Regions from separate parts of the Homo sapiens genome. Here region 1 is linked to region 2. A link is an interaction called in ENCODE POLR2A ChIA-PET data of the cell type or tissue named here. Cell type or tissue: PC-3. All regions are shown on one strand. Links, peaks and the distances in the headings refer to the core of each region. The heading gives the core; the rest is flanking DNA.

Region 1 (10,535 bases), core at 871-8,870, 220 kb after region 2:
AAACGGACTTCAGCTGGCTGCACATCTGCGTCGCACGGCGGCTTAAACATCAAGCCAACTATTAAGATCCCCTCTAGCAACATACTCCTATCCCCTGGAGAAGAACTGCGAGAATATGGACAGAAAATCAATATGTTGATAAGACATATTATGGGCACTGGAAAAACACTTAAAATGCGTGGACACACACTCAGACATGCACATTGAGTTGCATCTTTTTATTTAATCAGAATATAAGGATTGTTACAGATGCAATTATGTTCAGAGCTAGAAAGAATATTTATTTAGTAAGCTGGGGATGAAGCTTATATTTCTATAGAATTTATGTGCCGTTTTACTCAGCTAGCACTTAGGACATATGTATATATGTTATATATTTGTATATTGTCCCTGATAATATCATAAACTCCAAGAGGGCAAGGCTGACTGCATAAAAGTTTGAATTCCCCCACGTCATGCCTTAGCAAAAGTCAGTGCCCAGGACTACTGCGAAAGACTATTAAAGCAAACCTTCAAGATCATTAAAGCAAACCTTCAAGATCATTAAAGCAGACCTTCAAGTGTCAACCCAGGATGTCACTGGCTGAATTTGGATGTGTCCTTTGAAAAATGACATATAATAACACTGCATTGACATTTGACCACTCACACCTTAATCAAGATACAACCCCTTCCTTTTAAGAAATCCAAGGTTGGCCAGGTGCAGTGGCTCAGACCTGTAATGCCAGCACTTTGGGAGGCTGAGGTAGGTGGATCATTTGAGGTCAGGAGTTCGAGACCAGCCTGGCCACCATGGTGAAACCCCATTTCTACTAAAAATACAAAAATTAGCCAGACATGGTGGCGGGCGCCTGTAATCCCAGCTACTCGGGAGGCTGAGGCAGGAGAATTGCTCGAGCTCAGAAAGTGGAGGTTGCAGTGAGCTGAGATCACGCCACTGCAGTGAGCTGAGATCACACCACTACACTCCAGCCTGGGCAACAGAGTCAGACTCCGTCTCAAAAAAAGAAAAGAAAAGAAATCCAAGGGGAGTAAGACACATTCCTTGTCCTCAAGGAAGTTACGGACAAGTGGGGGCAATGAGACAATAACAAATGACAAATGACAACTGAGCGATCAGAAAGTACAAAGAAAATGCCGTAAAGACTTTGAGGAAAGGGAGTCTCTAAGTCTACTCTGAAGATATCAATGAAGCCTTTTTGAAGGAGCCACCATTTGAGATGGGCCTTGAAGGTTGGCCAAGAGCAGGTAAAGAACAGCCAGTGTCAGCAGGTGCCTGAGATACTGACCAACACAGACAGGCAGTGCTGTGTCAGTGGCCATGTCTGCGTCTTGTGTTCCGGCCATTCCATCCTTCCATCCACCCCTGTTGGCTCCAGGGCTGCACTTGGTAATGCCCCAGCTGCACTGGAATTTCTCTATGCTATTAATTGATCACCCTGAGTCTATTACAGAATATTATGTGTCCTTCTCAATCTTACAAGAAGAGAAATGCACTTGGAATTCTATGTTAAAATAATATACTGTGCTCCTTCTGTCTACTGCCCAATTATATTCTGCTGGAACACTCTACTGGAAAACTTACTATCATAACCAGCCAAGTGCTGAAGGGCATAATGTTTTGATTGTCAAACAGGTTGTACATGATGCAAATATATGACTTAAGAAGTGATTTCACAAACATTTTGGTAACAGTAATCTGACTCATAAGCTCCAACAGAGTCTCATAAAACAGCTGTGTGTATAAGTAATCCAAAGATAGTCTTGGAGAAATGTGACATAGAAAAGCATAAAATAAGAGAAGAAAGCTTGAATCTTGAAGAGGATATTGTATCGCATTGTAACGATAATGCCGAATATAAGGCAAAGGCCAAACTGACCCTCGTTCAACTAATATGTGCTATTGCCATTCAGATCTGCTGGAGTTGTTAATCCAGGGAGAAAGAACAATGTCCGTAATGGCTTATATTTTACAAAATTAACTGGAGACTTTCTACTCACTAATTACAGCACGAGGTGAAGAAAACTCATTTTGGAGGCTCCGCATAACAGCACTTATTTCAAAGAGACGTTTTTGATGCATTCAAAACTTTACTTTAACTTTTATTCACCAGACATCTACTTTCACATGTTAAAACACTACGGTCCAGCCAGGCACGGTGGCTCACGCCTGTAATCCCCGCACTTTGGGAGGCTAAGGCAGGCAGATCACCTGAGGTCAGAAGTTTGAGACCAGCCTGGCTAACATGGTGAAACCCCATCTCTACTAAAAATACAAAAATTAGCTGGGTGTGGTGGCAGGCGTCTGTAATCCCAGCTACTTGGGAGGCTGAGGCAGGGAGAATTGCTGGAACCCGGGAGGTGAAGGTTGCAGAGAGCTGAGACTGCACCACTGCACTCCAGCCTGGGTGACAGAGTAAGACTCTGTCTCAAAGAAACAAATAAATAAATAAATAAGTAAAACTATGGTCCAAGAGAGCTAAACTACTTGCCCAAAGTCACCCAGAGCAGCAAAGTCAAGGTGGAAAGACGGTGTTCCTTGCTCTACTCTGATATAAAGTAAATAATTACTTTAATTCACATGCAGACTGACAAAGGTATTTAGGAAAAGGAACAAATAAATTATAATTTCACAGTTCCTGTTTTAATTTCACTAGTCTATCATACCACCTCAAAAAATATACTTGAAGGTCAGGTACACTGGCTCATTCCTATAATCCCAGCAATTTGGGAGACTGGGGTGGGAGGATTACTTGAAGCCAGGAGTTCGAGGCTGCAGTAAGCTATAATCGCTGTACTCCAGCCTGGGTGACAGAGCGAGATCTTGTATCTAAAAAAAAAAAAAAAAAAAAAGTTGAAAAATAAAAATTAAGATGTGAAATTCTGCTTTCTTAGATAAAATTAAGAAAGAGGCCAGGTGTAGTGGCTCACACCTGTAATCCCAGCACTTTGGGAGGCCAAGGTAGGCAGATCACCTGAGGTCAGGAGTTCTGAGACTAGCCTGGCCAATGTGGTGAAACCCCATCTCTACTAAAAATACAAAAATTAGCCAGGCATGGTGGCTGGCACCTGTAATCCCAGCTACTTGGGAGGCTAAGGCAGGAGAACTGCTTGAACCTGGGAGGCAGAGGCCGCAGTGAGTTGAGATTGTGCCACCGCACTCCAGCCTGGGCAACAGAGTGAGATTCAGTCTCCAAAAAAAAAAAAAAAAAAAAAAAAGAAGAAGAAAGAAATTAGTCTTTAAAATTCACTTCTTTTTTTTAAATTCTTTTATTTCACTCAAGCTTTTAAAATCTGATTTGTTTAGTCTCATGTGTTCATTACTTAAAACTCAAAGCAGGTTCAAGGCAAGAGTTTAGGGTTATAAGGGCCTTAAAGAGCATGTGTTTTGCTGATGAGGCAAAACTAGGGTCTGGAAAGGTTAAGTGAATCGAAGGTCACCAGGGCATTCATGTCAGAACCAGGACTAGAACCAAAGTGTTCTGGATTTCAGCAGCTGAGTGGTGGCCGAGGACCTCAAGGGGAAAAAAGCTGAGTTCTAACTTTCAACAACATTGCTTGCATTTTTTATCTACTCATGTGCACAGACGTCCCCTCCACGTGGAACTGCTCAAGGAACCATTTGGCCAGATTCTGTGGCAATGTATGACCTTCCTGGGGACACCACGTTCCTGGTAAGATTGATGATATTACTAGTATCAAGCATACATACATACATATATGGTAATGAGGAACTTAACGGATATGAAACTTCAAGAATCATCTCCTGATTCATTGAATGTCAAATCCCAAGACAGCGGCAAGATATTCTTTAAGGGAAGCCTTCCTTATACCATCTAACCATTCAGGAGATAATTCAATGGCTGTCCTGAGCAGACACTGTGCTGGACATTGAAGATATAAACAAGAATAAGACAGTCTCTGCTCTTAGGAGCTCTTGGTCTAGTGGGCAGCACAGATGAGTAAATAGACCACTCATGTTAGTCTTACACGAGGACCTCTATTCTACCATGGCTGCACCGACTCCCCTCCAACCACAAATGCATCCGTGGACAAGGGAGCACACAGAGAAGGGGACAGTGGCTGCACCTCATGTGCGTGTGAGCATGTGGAAGGGGGTGGAGAGAGGGTGAAGGGGTTTGTGGTTGGGTCAGAGAAAAGACTGGATGCCAGAATTGCGAGGCACAGCCGGACCCAAGGGCTGCGTTTTTCTTCGGTGTCAGGCTTGGCAAGCCGCCTTCTATGACTGATCCTCTAAGGCATCTTAAAGCTTCACCCTTTAGCCACTGCCACCACAGCTATTCAAAAGAAGTCAAAATTAACACTCAAATACCACAAGGCACTGTAGGGAAGAGAGGGGTTTTGTTGATCTTGTTTTAAATAGGCTTGGTTGCAAACCGTAGTTGTTGGTATGGCAATTTTCCAAACACAAATCTAGTCAGGTCCTGCAAGGACCCAACAGAAACCCAGATGGATTTCTTTGTCTTGAAAAAAAATGCCTGGTGGTGAGTTGTGAGCCAAAACTCACTGAATCTATTCCTGATTCTGCCAGTTATTTCTGACCTTGGTGACCATCATCATCTCTTTATCCAGCTCCTTGCCTGGATAGCTGGGAGATCACTTGTCTAAGTCTGGTGGCTACTCAATCTGCGAATTCACATTCTCAGTACGAATTCACAAAGATGCTGGGGCCCGTATGGACTGTCATCTTTCCAGAAAGAAGCTGGACTATAACATAAGGCAATATGCAAAACGTTTGCGGAAAATGTTATGTTTGATTGGCATCTTCCCCATGCAGGGGCATTCTTCTCTACTAGCAAGAGTAATCTACTATAATTCTGTTTCTCATCTGCAGAACTTTGATATGGAAAATGAGCCACTTCTAGGGCAGTGCATCACAAAGGAAACTTGTGAAGATAATTAGAGGCAAGATTCTGAAATAGACAAACTTTCAGAGTGGGCATTTTAGCAGGGTGAGAGAGTGATGATGAACAGTTATGACTGAAGCTACGAAGGGCATTCAGTGGCACACAAGATGGAATTTTCTCACTGCCCTGAAGTTCAGGAATAGACAGGGAACCTGCAAGGAAATGGGCATTCCTGATCTATGAAGATGAAGCTGTGGATACATTGTATAATTATGAAAGAACACTCACAGATTACCAGGTAGGGTGCAGAGACGTAGGGAGAGCAGTCTGGAAATGATGCAGGCAGCATATCTGAAACTAGTCTTATCTCAGCATAAAGAATTTCCTTATCAAGGGATCAAAGCAACTTTGGGACTCACAGTTGCCATAGGTACTAGGTTGAATAGTGTCCCCCCAAAATTCACGTCCTTCCCAGAACCTCAGAATGTGACATTATTTGGAAATAGCATCCTTGTTGATATAATTAAGATGAGGTCATACTGGAGTAGGGTGGGCCCTTAATCCAATCTGACTAATGTCCTCATAAGGGAAGAAAAAGAGACACATAAGCAGGCATAGGGAGAATGTCCTATGATGGCCGAGGTAGAGATGGAAGTGATGCTTCTACAAGACAAGGATTGCCAGCAACACCAGAAGCTCAGAGAAAGGCATGAACAAAATCCTTCCTAGAGTCTTCAGGGGGAGCACTGCCTGCTGACACCTTGGTTTCAGACTTCTAGCCTCCTGAACTATGAGAGAATAAACTTTGTTGTTTAAAGTCATCCACTTGTGGCGGATTTAGGAAACTAACACACTATGCTATGTATTTTACAAATGGAAGGATACTTATATGTTTACGTGGCAGCCCAGGGAGAGGGCTACCAAATAGGGTCCAACAATCTCATTGAGTTTAGAAGACAGAGATTGGAGTTTGGGAAGGCCAAGGCATCTAAATTTTCAGGGCTAAATACTGGAAAAGAGAGTGCTACATAGAGAGAGCGCTCCAAAGATCTACAGAGGGGTCTTCTCTAACCTTTGGCTGAGTTCTGAACTGCTTGTGTACAAAGAAAACCTCCAAGGCAAGGAAAGAACTATGGGAAAGCAGCAGGAAAAAAAATTACCAGTTTACACAAGGCTGGGGAAAGTTTGCGTGCTGGAGAACCAGAATGTAGTCACCTCATAATATATGGAGTATTAGGTAGAGTTCTTAAAAGAATGTGTCTTAGGAGGGGATAAATTAATCCTAAAATAAAGGCCTGTCTGAATCCACCATAACAAAGCTTGAAAGCAAAGTTCAAAAGGATCAAATTGATCTGCAAGTTACTTCGTTGCACAGAAGAATAAAATCTAACTTTTTAAAAAGGAATATAACAAAATCCAGCACACAGCATCTTTGCGTGCTCACTTTTTAAAAAGGAATATAACAAAATCCAGCACACAGCATCTTTGCATGCTCAAAAATTAGTGAGCATTTGAAGATGTAGGAAAATAACTCATAACTAAAAGAAAAATCAATCCATAAAAACAGACTCAGAAATAACAGAGGTGATAGAATGACTAAGGAAAGGACCTTACAATTGGTATTATAAATCATAAATATATGCTCAAGAATACAAAGAAAAGCATGAGCATGAGAAGGAAATACATGAAAGACACACAAAATAAGTAAATGAAACTTTTAGTCAAATGAAAAATGCATTAGATGGTATTAACAGCAGTTTAGATACTGAAAAAGAAAATATTAGTGAACTTGATGTCTTAGCAATAGAAACTTGCCCAAATGAGACAACACAGAGAGGAAACAAAACAAAACAAAACACTGAAGCGTGAGATATAAAGAAGTCCAGCCTATGGGTAATTTGAAACCCAGAAGGAGGTGACGAAAGAGGAAAGCCAAAAAGTGACTTGAAGAAGTAATGACCAAATTTTTCTGAATTTAAATAAAACTATAAACTCACAGATAGAAACTCAAAGAGCCTCAAGCAGAAGAAACCTAAATAAAACAACACCAAGGCACATGATAAAACCATTTCTGAAAACCAGTGATAAAGAGAAAATCTTAAAAATCAGCCATATAACAGAAGACAATTTATGTACAAAGGAACCAAGATGTCATCAGGCCATCCAGGGTAGAAGTCAGTAAAACACTGTCTATAAAGTGCTGCAAGGGAAATAAATACTGTCAATCTCAAATTATAGACCCAGTGAATATCTTTCCACAACACAGATAGAGAATTTTTTCAGATAAATAAAAGCTGAGGGGATTTATCACCAGTAGACAAGTATTACATGAAAAGTTAACAGAAGTTCTTCAAGCAGAAGGAACATGATTCTAGATTAAAAAAAAATGTTGATCTACAAAAAGGAATAAAGAGTGTGAGAAATGGTAAATAGGTGGGTATACGTAAGAGACTTTTTCTCATTTTTAATTTATTTAAAACGTGATTGACTGCTTGATGCAAACACTAACAGGGTATTATGGGCTTTGTAACATAAACAGAAATAAAATATATGAAAACAATAGTACAAAGAACAGAAGAAGGAAATTGAAGTATACTGTTGTAAAATTCTTACATTCTACGTGAAGTGGTAAAATATTTAAAAACAGACTGTGGTAAGTTAAGCACATATACTATAAACCTTAGAGCAACTACTAAAAATAAATAAAACATAAAGGTCTAAACCAGTAGTGGAAATAAAATAAAATCACAAAAAATACACAATCCAAAAGAAGGCAGAAAAAGGGGGGAAGGGAACAAAGAACAGATGGGACAAATAGAAAACAAATAGCAAGATGGTAGATTTACACCCAGACACATCAATAATCACATTAAATGTAAATATTCTAAACACACCAATTAAAAGGCAGAAATTGTTAGGTTGCTTCAAGAAATAAACAAGACCTAACTCTATGTTATTTATGAGAAACCCACTTTATATATAAAGACTAAAGACACAGATAAGTTAAAAGTTAAAAAGGTTAGAAAATTAGTCCGGGCGCGGTGGCTCACGCCTGTAATCCCAGCACTTTGGGAGGCCAAGGCAGGCAGATCACGAGGTCATGAGATGGAGATCATCCTGGAGAACACGGTGAAACCCGGTCTCTACTAAAAATACAAAAAAATTAGCCGGGCGTGGTGGCAAGTGCCTGTAATCCCAGCTACTCAGGGGGCTGAGGTAGGAGAATGGCTTGAACCTGGGGGGCGGAGCTTGCAGTGAGCCGAGATCGCACCACTGCACTCCAGCCTGGGCAATAGAGCGAGACTCTGTCTCAAACAAACAAACAACAACAACAAAAAAGGTTAGAACATTATGCCGTGTGCACACAAATGAAAAGAAAGCTAGAGTGGTCATATTAATTTCAGACAAAGATGACTACTGAACAAAGACTATTATCAAGGACAAAGAGAATAATCAAGTTCATCCAGAGACATAACAGTCCTAAATGTGGATTTCCCAGGAACAGGGCTTCAAAACACAGGAAGGGGAAAAATAAATGACAGAACTGAAAAAAGAAGTAGACAAATCCTTAATTATAGTTGGAGATTTCAACATCCAGTAATTGATAGAGCAAGTACAAAGAAAGCCAGTAAAGATTTGGGCTGGGCGTGGTGGCTCATGCCTCTAATCCCAGCGCTTTGGGAAGCCGAGGAGGGCAGATCGCTTGAGCTCAGGAGTTTGAGACCTAGGCAACATGGAGAGACCTGATCTTTCCAAAGACACAAAAATTAGGCATGGTGGCACGTGCCTGTAGTCCCAGCTACTCGGGAGGCTGAGATGGGAGGATCGCTTGAGCCCAGGAGGGAGAGGCTGCAGTGAGCTGTGATTGCACCACTGCACTGCAGCCTGGATGACACATGAAGACTCTGTTTCAAAAAGAAAGAAAGAAAAAAAGACAATAAAGAACAACACTATCAACTAACTTGACCTAACCGCCATTTATTGAACACTCTACCCAATAACAACAGAACACATATTCTTTTGAAGGGCACAGGAAGCATCCACCAAGATCAACCATATTATGGCCCTAAAATAAGACCAAAATTAAAAATGATTGATATCATACAGTGTTCTCTCATTACAACGGAATTAAACTAGAAATCAGTAAATCCCCAAATATTTCGAAATTAAACAGCATACTTCTAAATAATCCACAGGTCAAAGAAGAAATCACGAGGGGAATTTTAAAAATATTTTGAGCTGAATGCAAATAGAAAGCACAACATATCAAAAAAAATTGATGTTAGACGAAAACCTATATCCTTTAATGCTTATTTAGAAAAGGCTGTATAGCAGAGTGATGGAAGTACTTACAGTTCTAGCACTCAGAGTAATGTTATTTTGTAGATTTCTAGGCAAAGTCTCACTGCCATTGAAGTATGACTTCTCTCCTTTACCTTACCTCCCCAGAATAACTCAAGCTCTTTGTAATATGGGTGCTTCTGAAACAAAGATGGCCCTGCTGGGTTACCGCTGTGCAGAAGGAGGGCTGTGGGTTGGATCAGTGCTTCTCGAACCTTACTGTGCCTATGAATCACCTAGGGGTCTTGTAAATGCAGGTTTCTAATCTAAAGGTGCCTGGGATGCTGCATTTCTGACACGCTCCCTAGTGGGGCAGCTGCTGCTGGTCCACAGACCACATTTGGGTAGCAGGGATACATACATTTCATTTCAACCAGGAACAACAATTCCCACCAAATCTGTTTTTTCATTTCCTCTTGTGCACTCTCTCGTCTCTGGAGAAAGTGCTGAGCAAAGGTCAGTGGATGACTTGGGGCGAAGTCACTTTAGAAGAGACAGGGCTTACCAGTGACCATTTGATCAATTAAGTAGCAGGTGCTTGATTGAGGTCAGGGCTAGCTTTAATAAACATTACTTAAAATGTTCTGAAACCTTTCTTTAATGTCTAAAATTACTTTGGACTCCAACCAGTATTTTTTTTTTAACATCAGCATTGCTCTTACCATTATATAATGTAAAATCTTAAAATGAGGCTGGTTCTGGGCTTAATATTACCAGCTTCTGCAGCATGATAGGCTGACTCCTGGCTGACCCAGTTTCTTGATCCCTGGAGGCTAGGTGTAGGTGTTTATTATGCCCAGCAGATAATAAGCTGGCACTACCACAGCCCTACAGAAGAGCCAAGAGAAAAGGGGGAAAACACATGAGCAATGCTTCAGATAGCTATTCTGTGCTGATATCTAAATTATAATCCACGGATCTGAAAGGAGGGCTGTATTCAGAACCATAAAAATAGTCTACACTTTTAGGGCAAAGATTTTTGTTCACCTGTATCTTTCTCACCTCCAGATTGCCACCTCCCATCCCAGAAAGCTCAATGATGGAACACTAAAAGCACCTTCCTGAAGTTATGGCTTTCTGGCACACACAACAAATTATATAGCATTAAAATGACCTCCTTCTAAAAAGCAAAAAAAAAAAAAAAAAACCTATGTTGAACTCCATAATAACATGAGGTACGTATTTAGAACCACAGATAATTCCAGTTACAAATGCATTTCTACTAGGACTTTAAAAACTTTGATAAGATTAGTTGAATGGCATTAGATAGACTTTCTTAGTTCACTCATCAAGCCTATACAAAGGGAGAGCAAGTGCCCCTTATAT
Region 2 (10,535 bases), core at 911-8,910:
GGTCAGGCTGGTCTCGAACTCCCGAACTCAGGTGATCCGCCCTCTTCGGCCTCCCAAAGTTCTGGGATTACAGGCGTGAGCCACTGTGCCCAGCCGATCCATCAGTTTATTTACGTGATCAACCCATTCCTACCTAAGCCTTTTTTTTTTTTTTTCAAGTTGCACCTAATGACTCGAATGCCCTATCATCTCGGGTCCTCTAGCCTCACTTCTCTCTTAGTATCAGAAACATACTTGAAACTCCAATTCATGTATAGAAGCTTTCTCAAACAACACCAGTGTGTTATGGAAGAAAGACCTCAGCGCTCTAGAAGTGTGATAACTGATTTAAGAATCTGCTTGTGCCACTAGCTGATTGTTTGATCTTGGATAAGTCACTCAACATCCCTGGGGCTCTATTGCTGCCTCTATGAAATGGGAAGGGAGGAGTTTAGGTAAATTTACATGATCCCTCCATACTCTAAAACCTATGGAATTAAGGAATAATATTTATTCCCTACCATCCTGTCAAAACCTATGATAATGACATGCTAACAAATAATGCCGCAAATATGTTCTCTAATGAGACAGAAAAATTGTACACTTTATTTATATGAAATTTATTATGTGTGCTGCTATGCCCCCAGCATACTACCATGAATGGACAAGTATTTGTGATAATAAAATATTTATAAATGGGGATTGGCTTTTGTTTATGGCAGAATAGTCCATTTAAACCAACCTCCCTCAGAGAACAAATTTTTTTAAAAATTTGGTCGGATACATTGGAGTCCTAAGAAGTTAGTGAATAATTATAGTACTGAGATCTGGGAAAAGAAAGAAGTACAGAGAGGTGAGCATTTGGGCCCACTGTTTCCTTAGGGACCTCTGCATGTTCCATTAGAGGTAGCTGAGAGTCTGATAAGCTTAGCAGAGTTTTTGACAAACTCAGTGGATTAGGGAACAAAAAACTGAGTTTGGGGTCTGATACAGCAATTGTCTGCTAAACTTCCCAAAACTTCGGATTGAGACCCTGAAAGGCTATATAGCATGGGAGTAAATGTGTATAGAAATAGACCGTTCCTCACAGACACTGCAATTCAGCTGCGAATCACCTCAATCCCTGGTGGGATCAAGATAATTGAGATGGGTAATATCCCTAGATGTCTATAAAGAGCAAATTTATATTCCTCTTTGGAGAAATATATTAATAACATTGTCCTAGCCCTTAAATTCTCTCTCATTTTTTATGTGTAATGTCCAGAATTCAGGCAGTCATTATTATGTACATAAGGAGTCAAGACAATGTGACTGAATACCAAGAGAAATGATAGACAATAGAAATGGACTCACAGGGGATCCTGCCATATCTCAGTAATATCATTCTCTTATACAGATTTTAAAGTAACACTGATTAATATATTTAAAGAAATAAATGACAAGATTGGCAACTTAAGCAGAGAACTAGAAATGCTATAAAAGAACAAAGTTCTACAACTAAAAATTATGATAAAAGAAAAACTCAATGGATAAGATTTATGGCAGATTAGAGACAGCTAAAGAGAGAAGGAGTGGAGTAGGAAAATCTGAAGAAAATATCTAGAATGAAGCATAGAAAAATAAAAGTTTAGAAAATACATAAAAGAGGCTGGGCGTGGTGACTCATGCCTGTAATCCCAGCACTTTGGGAGGCTGAGGTGGGTGGATCACCGAAGGTTGGAATTTGAGACCAGCCTAGCCAACATGGTGAAACCCTGTCTCTACTGAAAATACAAAAATTAGCCAGGCGTGGTGGCAGGCACCTGTAATCTCAGCTACTCTGGAGGCTGAGGCAGGAAAATCGCTAGAACCTGGGAGGCAGAGGTTGCAGTGAGCCAAGATTGCTCCATGGCACTCTAGCCTACGCGACAGAGCAAGGCTCCATCTCAAAAAAAAAAAAAAAAAAAAAAAAAAGACAGGAAGAAAACAAAGAAAATACATAAAAAAGAAAAGATAGGGAATACAGTGAAAGAATGTAACATTTAGTCCTGGAAGGAAAGGAGAGAGAAAATGAGACAGAAGCAACATTTCAAGGGATAATGGCTGAGAATTTTTCAAAATTGATGAAAGACTTAAAGTCATAGTTTTAAGAGTCATTGTAATCCTCAAGTAAGATAAATAAAAACAAAAATGATAGTAAAATTCTGCTGAAAGGCAGACAGAAAATTTAAAGCAAAGAAAGTGAGGTGGTAGGTGAGGAGAGATTATCCTCATAGAATGAATCATAAGACTGACAGCTAACTTCTTTACAGAAATAATAGAAGACAGAAGAATAAAATCTTTGAATTTTGGAATTCTATCCCTAGCAAAAAGAACTACCAAGATTGACAAGGAAACAAAGGCATTTTCAGGTAAACAACAACTGAGAGAATTTACCAGAGGCATCTTTGTAATAAAGGGAACACCAAAGAACATTCTCAGGCAAGAGAAAAGTGACTCTAATTTTTTAGAGATGGGGGATGAAATGGAGAGCGAGAGAAATGGGGTAAATAAATGAGTAAATCCAAATGAATGTTGTTCTTCAAAAAATGATATTAATGCTATGCTTTGGAGTTTAAAAACATAATTGTTTAAAGTCTCAACAGAAATGAAGGATCTAAACAAAATTAAAGTATTATAAAGTCCTTTGCATTTTGAAGTAAAAGTGTTAATGATGTTAGCTTCGTTTTTTAAAATTAATTTTTTTTTTTTTTTGAGTAGGAGTCTTGCTCTGTTGCCCAGGCTGGAGTGCAGTGGTCTGATCTCGGCTCACTGCAACCTCTGCCTCCCAAATTCAAGCGATTCACCTGCCTCAGCCTCCAAGTAGCTGGGATTACAGGCGCCCGCCACCACACCTGGCTAATTTTTGGGTTTTCAGTAGAGATGGGTTTCACCACGTTGGCCAGGCTGGTCTCAAATTCCTGGACTCAAGTGATCTGCCCACCTTGGCCTCCCAAAGTGCTGGGATTACAGGCATGAGCCACCATGCCTGGCCTGAATGCTGTAATTTCTGTAACTAAAAAGTAATTAAAGATTGTAAAATGCCAAATTAACGGGAGAAAATTATTTTAAAATACCAAGTTAATTCAAAAAGAAAGCAAAATGGAAGGGGGGAGGAGGTACAGGAGAAGGAACTAGAATAGGCAAGAGAAGCATGAAGCCTAGGAGGATGTAAACCCCAATATATCAAGACATACGTTAACTACATAGCAACTAAATGCTTTTATTAAAATATTAATAGCTGGATTTATTTATTTATTTTAATTTTTTTTTTTGAGATGGAGTTTCACGCTTGTTGCCCAGGCTAGAGTGCAACGGCATGATGTCTGCTCACCACAACCTCCGCCCTCTGGGTTCAAGCGATTCTCCTGCCTCAGCCTCCCAAGTAGTTGGGATTACAGGCATGCGCCACCACGCCCAGCTAATTTTGTATTTTTAGTAGAGATGGGGTTTCTCCGTGTTGGTCAGGCTGGTCTCGAACTCCCAACCTCAGGTGATCTGTCTGCCTTGGCCTCCCAAAGTTCTGGGATTACAGGCATGAGCCACCGTGCCCAGCCTGAATTTATTTTTAAAACAATTTTATGCTTTAGAAGAGACACATTTAAATTTTGAGAACACAGAAAGATGGAAAGTAAATGAATGGAAAAGATATAGTGTACAAACACTAATGAAAATAAAACTGGTGTAATTTAATATCACATCACAAAGATTAATATCAGAGAAAGTTCACTGAGGTAACAGGTATTCCTAGACATAAAAAGAGATACTTCATAATAATTAAATATTTACTTCAACAATAAGGTATAAGAATTCTAAATTTTCAGCAAATAACATAGCTTCCTCAATAATTGATAGAAAAAGCACTTTAAATATAGAAGCTTTGAACAAGACAATTAACAAGCTTAATTCAAATTGGCATATACAGAACAGTGTACTTACTATTACATAATGTTCATAATGCAAATAATTTTTAAGTACACAGGAATATGTATAAAACGTGATCCCATGCTGGGCCATAAAACAAGACTCAACTAATTTCAAAATGTTAAGATTATACAGAGTATGTTCTGATGACAGTAGAATTAAGCTAGAAATCATTAAGTAAAATATTACTAGAAAAAACTCAAATATACCTCTACATAAGTCCTGGGCCAAGGAGAAATCACAGCGGAGGTTAGAAGATATTGCAAACTGAAAAAGGATTACAGTATGACATTGAAATTTTGGGGATGCAACTAAATCCATGCTTCAAGGAAAATGTATGATTTTAAATAAACTTTAAGAATGTTTTAACTGTACATTTAAATTTACAAAAAATTACAAAAATAAGTTTAAAATTTAAATTTACAAAAAATAAATTTGGAAAGGAAATGCTTTAGGGAAAAACAGCAAAGTAAACCTAAAGAAAGTAGAAGAAAAGGATAAATAGATGAAATAAATTAATAAAAATAGAGAGGACTTACAAAGCCAAAAGTGGTTTCTTTGAAAAGACTAATAACATTGACAAGCTCCTGGTAAGACTGGTGCAGGAAAAAGTGATGGCATAAATAACCAGTATCAAGAATGTGGAAGGGAACATACTTCAGATCCTACAGATCTTACAATGAGAATCTTAATTATCATAAAGATAGTAAGATTTTAGACACAACTCTATGCCGGTAAATGTGAAAATGTAGAGAAATGGACAAATTCCTAGAAAAATAAAACTTAACAAAACTAAGTGAAAGAAATGGAAAATCTAAATAGTACTATAATTATTAAACTAAATATGTAATTAAAGGTCTGTCCATAAAGAAGACTCCAAGATTAAATGATTTTACCAGTGAATTCTTTCAAACATTTAAAAGAAAAATAATGGTAATTATATTGATTATTGCTGCAAAACACAGTATCCCAAAACTTAGTAACTTTAAACAACATTTATTATCTCACAGTTTCTATGGGTCAGGAATCCAGGTGTGGCCTACCCAGATGACTCTGATCCAAGGTTTTTCCACAGGGAAGCTCTTGGCTGGGGCTGCAGTCTTATCTGAAAGTTTGATTGGTAAAGTGTGTACTTCCAAGCTCACTTATGTGGTTGTTGACAGGCTTCAGTTTTTCACAGGCTGTTGACTGAAGGTGTTACTTCTTCCTTTGCTGTTGGCCAGAGACCTTACTCAGTTTCTTACCATGTGGGTCTCTCCATAAGGCTGTTCACAACATGACAGATGGCTTCCTCAGACTGAGCAAGGGATGGTGAGCACTGAAGACTGAAGCTACAGTCTTTTTGTACCCTAATCTTGAAGGTGACATCCCTTCATCCCTGATAGATTATATTCTTAGAAATGAGTCACTAAATCTGGCCCACACTAAAGGGGGGTTATTACACAAGGGCATGAATACCAGGATAATAGAATTTTTGGGATATGATCTTAGAGACTGCCTACCATAGTAATCTTACACAAATTATTCCAGAGATTAAAAGAAAAAATACATCCCAATTTGGGGTTGTATTATTATGGGACCAGAATAAGTTAGCATCAGATTATGACAATTGTATTACTAGAAAGAAAAATTATAGACAATGCCATTATGAACATAGATGCAAAAACTGAACAAAATATTAAAAAACAATGTAGTAATGCATCAAGAAAAGAATAATACATCACAAATAAGTCTGGATTATTTTATGAATCCAAGATTGGATTACCATTTGAAAATCAAATAAAAGGCCAGAAAGCCTAATAGAAATTATGAGCAACACAGATTTGAACAGGAAACTCATAAAAGAGAGTATCCAAATGGCCAATAAAAATGTTAAAAAGTTCTCAAGCTCACTAATCATGGGGAAAACAGATTAAAACCACAATGTAATACTATTACACAGACATACACACATACCACACATGCCAGAGTGTCTATAATTTAAAAGACTGATAATATCAAGTGTTGGTCAAAATCCACAGCAATGGGAACATACATAGTACAGTTGGGAGTATAAACTGGCATAACATTTTGAAAAAAATGTTTTGCATTATCTACTAAAGCTGAACAGAGCTGTGCCCAAAGACCTGGAAAATTCATTTCTAACAGAAATTGTGTCCATGTATATTATAAAACACATATAAGACTTTATAAGAGCATAATATATAAAAGCCTCAAATTGGAAATAAATATCCAACAGGAGTCAAGTAGATAAATTGTGGTGTATTCATCCAATGGAATACTATACAGCCTCCCAAAATGAACTAACTCAGCTGCCTACAATAATATAAATATATATATATAGATAGATAATATATAACATAATATTGAGTGAAAGAAGTTGAATGTAAAATTAAATATACTATATGGTTTCCTTTATATAATGCTTAAAATAGTAAAACTAATACCTGGTAGTGGTAGAAGACAAAATAGCAGCTACCTTGAAGAGATGGAAGCATGCAGGGATTGGAAGATGGGTCAAGGTGGCGCTTCTGGGGTGCTGCTAGTTTTCTAACTCTTGACGTGGGTGATAGTTACACAGGTATATTCTCTCTGGATAATTCATTGCGCTGTGCACTTTTTAAAACTATGATTATGTTTATCCAAACTCGTGTTTAATATTTACTGAACTCTATGTTAAATGCTAGAATTAGAAAAATGAATCAGAAACAGTGCTTGGCTTCCAAGAATTCAGAGTCTAACTGTGGACAATGACTTATAGACAATTCACTAACAGATTACAAGTGCTATCAAGGATTAATATACAGAATAAGATTAGGACCAGTCCTGCCTCGTGGGATCAGGGATTGGTTTTTTTTAAGGAGTCGACCTGTGAATTGGTCTCATGATTTGCCATTGTGAAAGTTGTCAGGATCAAAATGGAGTCATTTGTGTTAAAAGCCCTGACAAATAGAGCTGAGGAAGGCCATGAATGCAGGGCACTCATGCATGAATGCCTGATAACAAGAACTACCACAAAAGACTTTGCAAAAACCACAACCTTGTACAAAGGCCCTTGCAACCCTAACACACACAAAAACACTTCTGTGAAGACGTCTGCCTAGCAACTGCCTGTCTAGCCTCAGACTGGCACTATCCTTGCTATTAATCCTTGTAGCCATGGATAATTATCTCAAAACAATTATGTAATCCTCATTTTCCTTTAAAAGCCTTTTAAATTAATCTCCCTGAATTCGCACACACTTGACTATGGCGTGCATATTCCCATTACAACGCCCTATTCCCAAATAAACGTAATTGTCTTTTAGAGAGTCTCCCTCTCTGTTTGTTCTTTGGATTGGCACCTTTCAACAAGTGAAAAAGAGGGAGAGGGATGTTGTATTAGTCTGTTCTCGCATTGCTGTAAAGAAATACCTGAGACTGGGTAATTGATCAAGAAAAGAGGCTTAATTGGCCCACAGTTGCACAGAGCATGATGCTGGCATCCACTCAGCTTCTGGGGAAGCCTCAGGAAACTTACGATTATGGCAGAAGGCAAAGCGGGAGCAGGCATGTCTTACATGGCCAGAACAGGAGCAAGAGAGAGAAGGGGGAGGTGCCACACACTTTTAAACAACCAGATCTCATGAGCACTCACTATTGCAACAAAAGCACTAAGGGCCCTGTGGTGTTAAACCATGAGAAACCACCCCCATGATCCAATCACCTCCTGCCAGGCCCTACCTCCAGCATTGGGGATTACATTTCAACATGAGATTTGAGTGGGGACATGGAGCCAAACCATATCAGATGTTCTACGTAGAAAGTGCATGAAATGAACAAAGCTTAAAAATGCAGGCATGTCCACGCAGCCACTCAAAAGATAATGAGAAAACTCAATACTTTACAAATTTTGCATCAGTGCTAAAGACTGCTGAGAGGAGGGTCTGCCTCCAGTGGACATGGGTAAAAATAGAATCAGCAGAAGTTTTCCTTTCTAATCCTAAACTCCATGCCTAGTGCTATGGTCTGAATATTTGCATCCCTTTTTCTGCAATATGTGGATAGGTTTGTTTTGACATGTTGGTAATTTAAATCCCCTGAAGAGAGGGACCTCATCAGAGTGTGAGTCTTACCTCGATCAAAGTCATGTTCACTGACTGTCATACACATACTTTCAGCGAGTTTTTGGCTGGCTAGGGTAAGGTTTAGCTAGATTCTTTAGGCTTGGGTAAGGACTGCATGCTTTGATTGTAGCAGTTTTGTCATTAGTCTCTTGGTCACATGTTGCATTCACAAGTTGAAATCCTAAGCCCCTGGCCAGGAGAGGTGGCTCACACCTGTAATCCCAGCACTTTGGGAGGCCAACATGGGTGGATCACCTGAGGTCAGGAGTTCGAGACTAGCCTGCCCAACATGGTGAAACCCTGTCTCTACTGAAAATACAAAAATTAGCCAGGCATGGTGGCGCATGGCTGTAGACCTAGCTACTTGGGAGGCTGAGACAGGAGAATCGCTTAAACACAGGAGGCAGAGGTTGCAGTGACCTGAGTTCGCACCACTGCACTCCAGCCTGGCCAACAGAATGAGACTCTATCTCAAAAAAAAAAAAAAAAAAGAAAAGGAAAGAAAAACCCTAAGCCCCAAGGTGACAGTATGAGGAGGTAGGGCCTTTGGAAGATAATTAGATTACAAGGGTGGAGACCTCATGAATGGGATTAATGCCCTTATAAAAGAGAGCTGCCTTCCCCCTTCCACCACATGAGGACACAGTGAGAAGGTGCCATCTGTAAACCACAAAGCAGCCCTCACCAGATACCAAATCTGCCAGGGCCTTGATCTTGGACTTCCCAGCCTCCAGAACTGTAAGCAATAAATTTCTGTATTCTATAAGCCACCCAAATCATAGTTTCCTGTCATAGCAGCTTAAATTGACTAAGACACCTGGATCTTAGCTTCTTTAGAGTGGATTTATTTTGCATTCTGTAGTAGCTAAGCACTAACAGAAGTAAATATTTAAATTACAAAATTGTGCATATCTTTAGGGGAAAAAGTGAGCACTTCTGTGTCCCCGTTTACACTCTGCTCTCCAGATGCTGATGACGCTTCCCAAAGCACAGCAAGAAACACGCCTACTCCATGGCTTTCTGAGTTTCTGTCTGCTCACACTGCTGATGCCAGCACTGCTGTCCCCACTTGCAAGCTGGGACATCCCCTAGATAACTCTCCAAGTGAGCGGATGGTAAACTGACGTTGAGGGGAGACACTGCGGTCCTATTTTGTGCGTGCCTCTGCTGTCACATTTAACACAGGGCTGTGTAGTCATCTATTGAGGTGTCTGTCTCTCTGACTAGACTAAGGCTTGTGGTGAGGACCATCTATTCATGTTGTCCTGTTTGCCAAGCACAGTGGGAGGCAAAGGGATGCCCCACGGGTGCTTAACAGGCATTTGCTGAAACAAAGTGCAGGTGGAAAGTGGCCCTAATAGTGCAGCTGTGGCATCAGTGAAGCTGATCGTTAGTTCCATGAGGGAGTGGACTGACAAGAGGAGCATTTGTCATCCACATGAAAACACCTTTTGAGCATGAAAGTGGGTGTCACTAATACATACAGTAGGACAAAACCAGGATTTTCTGGAGGAAACAGAGGTACGGTCACCTTCTTATGACTGTCAACACAGGATTATTACAAGGTGTCTGTGAGTCACCCTAGGAAGTCCTGTGTCCCTTGCGTTCCATCCAGAGCAAGCTTAGGGAACACTCTTGTGCATTTGGGATCTCTGGAAGCAAAAGTTGCCCTGGGACTAGAGTTGGCTTCCTCCACCTGCATTTCCCCAAGAATCCTAATGGCGACACACTGTGTTTTCAACAGTTGAGCTCCCGCCTCATGTGGAATCTGTGGGTTCCTGCTAAATCACCAGAGTGAGGTGTTGGTGCACCTGGTGTGAGCCATCACAGTGACCCACGCAGGTGCTGAGAGGCAGGGCTTTGCTGCTGCTTGGTTGCTGTGGCCAGTGTTTACTTGACAGCACCACGCTGTGCTTGCAGGGAACACATGTGTGGTACAGCATGCTCTCCCTCTGCCCTGGTCTTCTGCTTCAGAGACAGGACCTTCCCCAGAGCAGGGTTTCCATCCTGCTTCTCTGTCTACATTAGGGGAAAGCTTGCTGTTTTTTATCTCACTCCGGGAACTGCCGAGCCACCGTCGGGGTGGTTTCCCTGATGGCATGGGGATAAGTTCAGGAGACAATAAACCTCTTGGTAGACAGAAGACTTCCTAAAATATGTAGTCTGACAAAAAGGGAGATGAATGACAAAGATATAAATTTGCAATGAAAGAAAACAGTACCCCCAGCACCAAAAAATACTTTCCGTGCTATGTAAGTTATGCATAAACACTACAGCCGATTCACATTTGATAAACTATTAACTTCCCCATTTCTTTGATAGGAAGGCTGTGGAGTGAGATAAAGCAGGATTGCACCATGGAGGACAAACATCTCGGCATCCAGTACACTTCAAAATGTTTCTTTTTTTTTGTTTTCAAGACTGGCTGCTATTTCCTCCATGCCTCTTGTTTATTAGCGTGTTGACTCATCTAGAGCCCAGCGCCTTGTTCCACACCAGAGAGATGGA

Evidence for each region. ChIA-PET counts read pairs that join two places held together with the same protein. Peaks named below come from ENCODE experiments on the same cell type or tissue, not always from the same donor. Only the 100,000 strongest peaks of a DNase experiment are listed, where the experiment ranks them.
Region 1: POLR2A ChIA-PET joins it to region 2 with 11 read pairs; 2 of 35 experiments call an interaction of 5 or more read pairs at or near these places.

Annotation. Positions count from the first base shown.
Region 1 is chr6:7,752,381-7,762,915 of GRCh38, reverse strand. All of the region lies in intron 1 of BMP6 (bone morphogenetic protein 6), which reads right to left. Among named protein-coding and RNA genes, the nearest start is that of BMP6, 32 kb to the right of the region's middle. In PC-3, for the core only: no CTCF peak of the experiment used is centred there; DNase peaks (open chromatin) are centred at 1,665 and 4,315.
Region 2 is chr6:7,975,336-7,985,870 of GRCh38, reverse strand. The region is part of intron 4 of BLOC1S5-TXNDC5 (BLOC1S5-TXNDC5 readthrough (NMD candidate)); the gene reads left to right. Among named protein-coding and RNA genes, the nearest start is that of TXNDC5, 70 kb to the right of the region's middle. RefSeq lists a silencer at 9,825-9,954. In PC-3, for the core only: no CTCF peak of the experiment used is centred there; no DNase peak of the experiment used is centred there.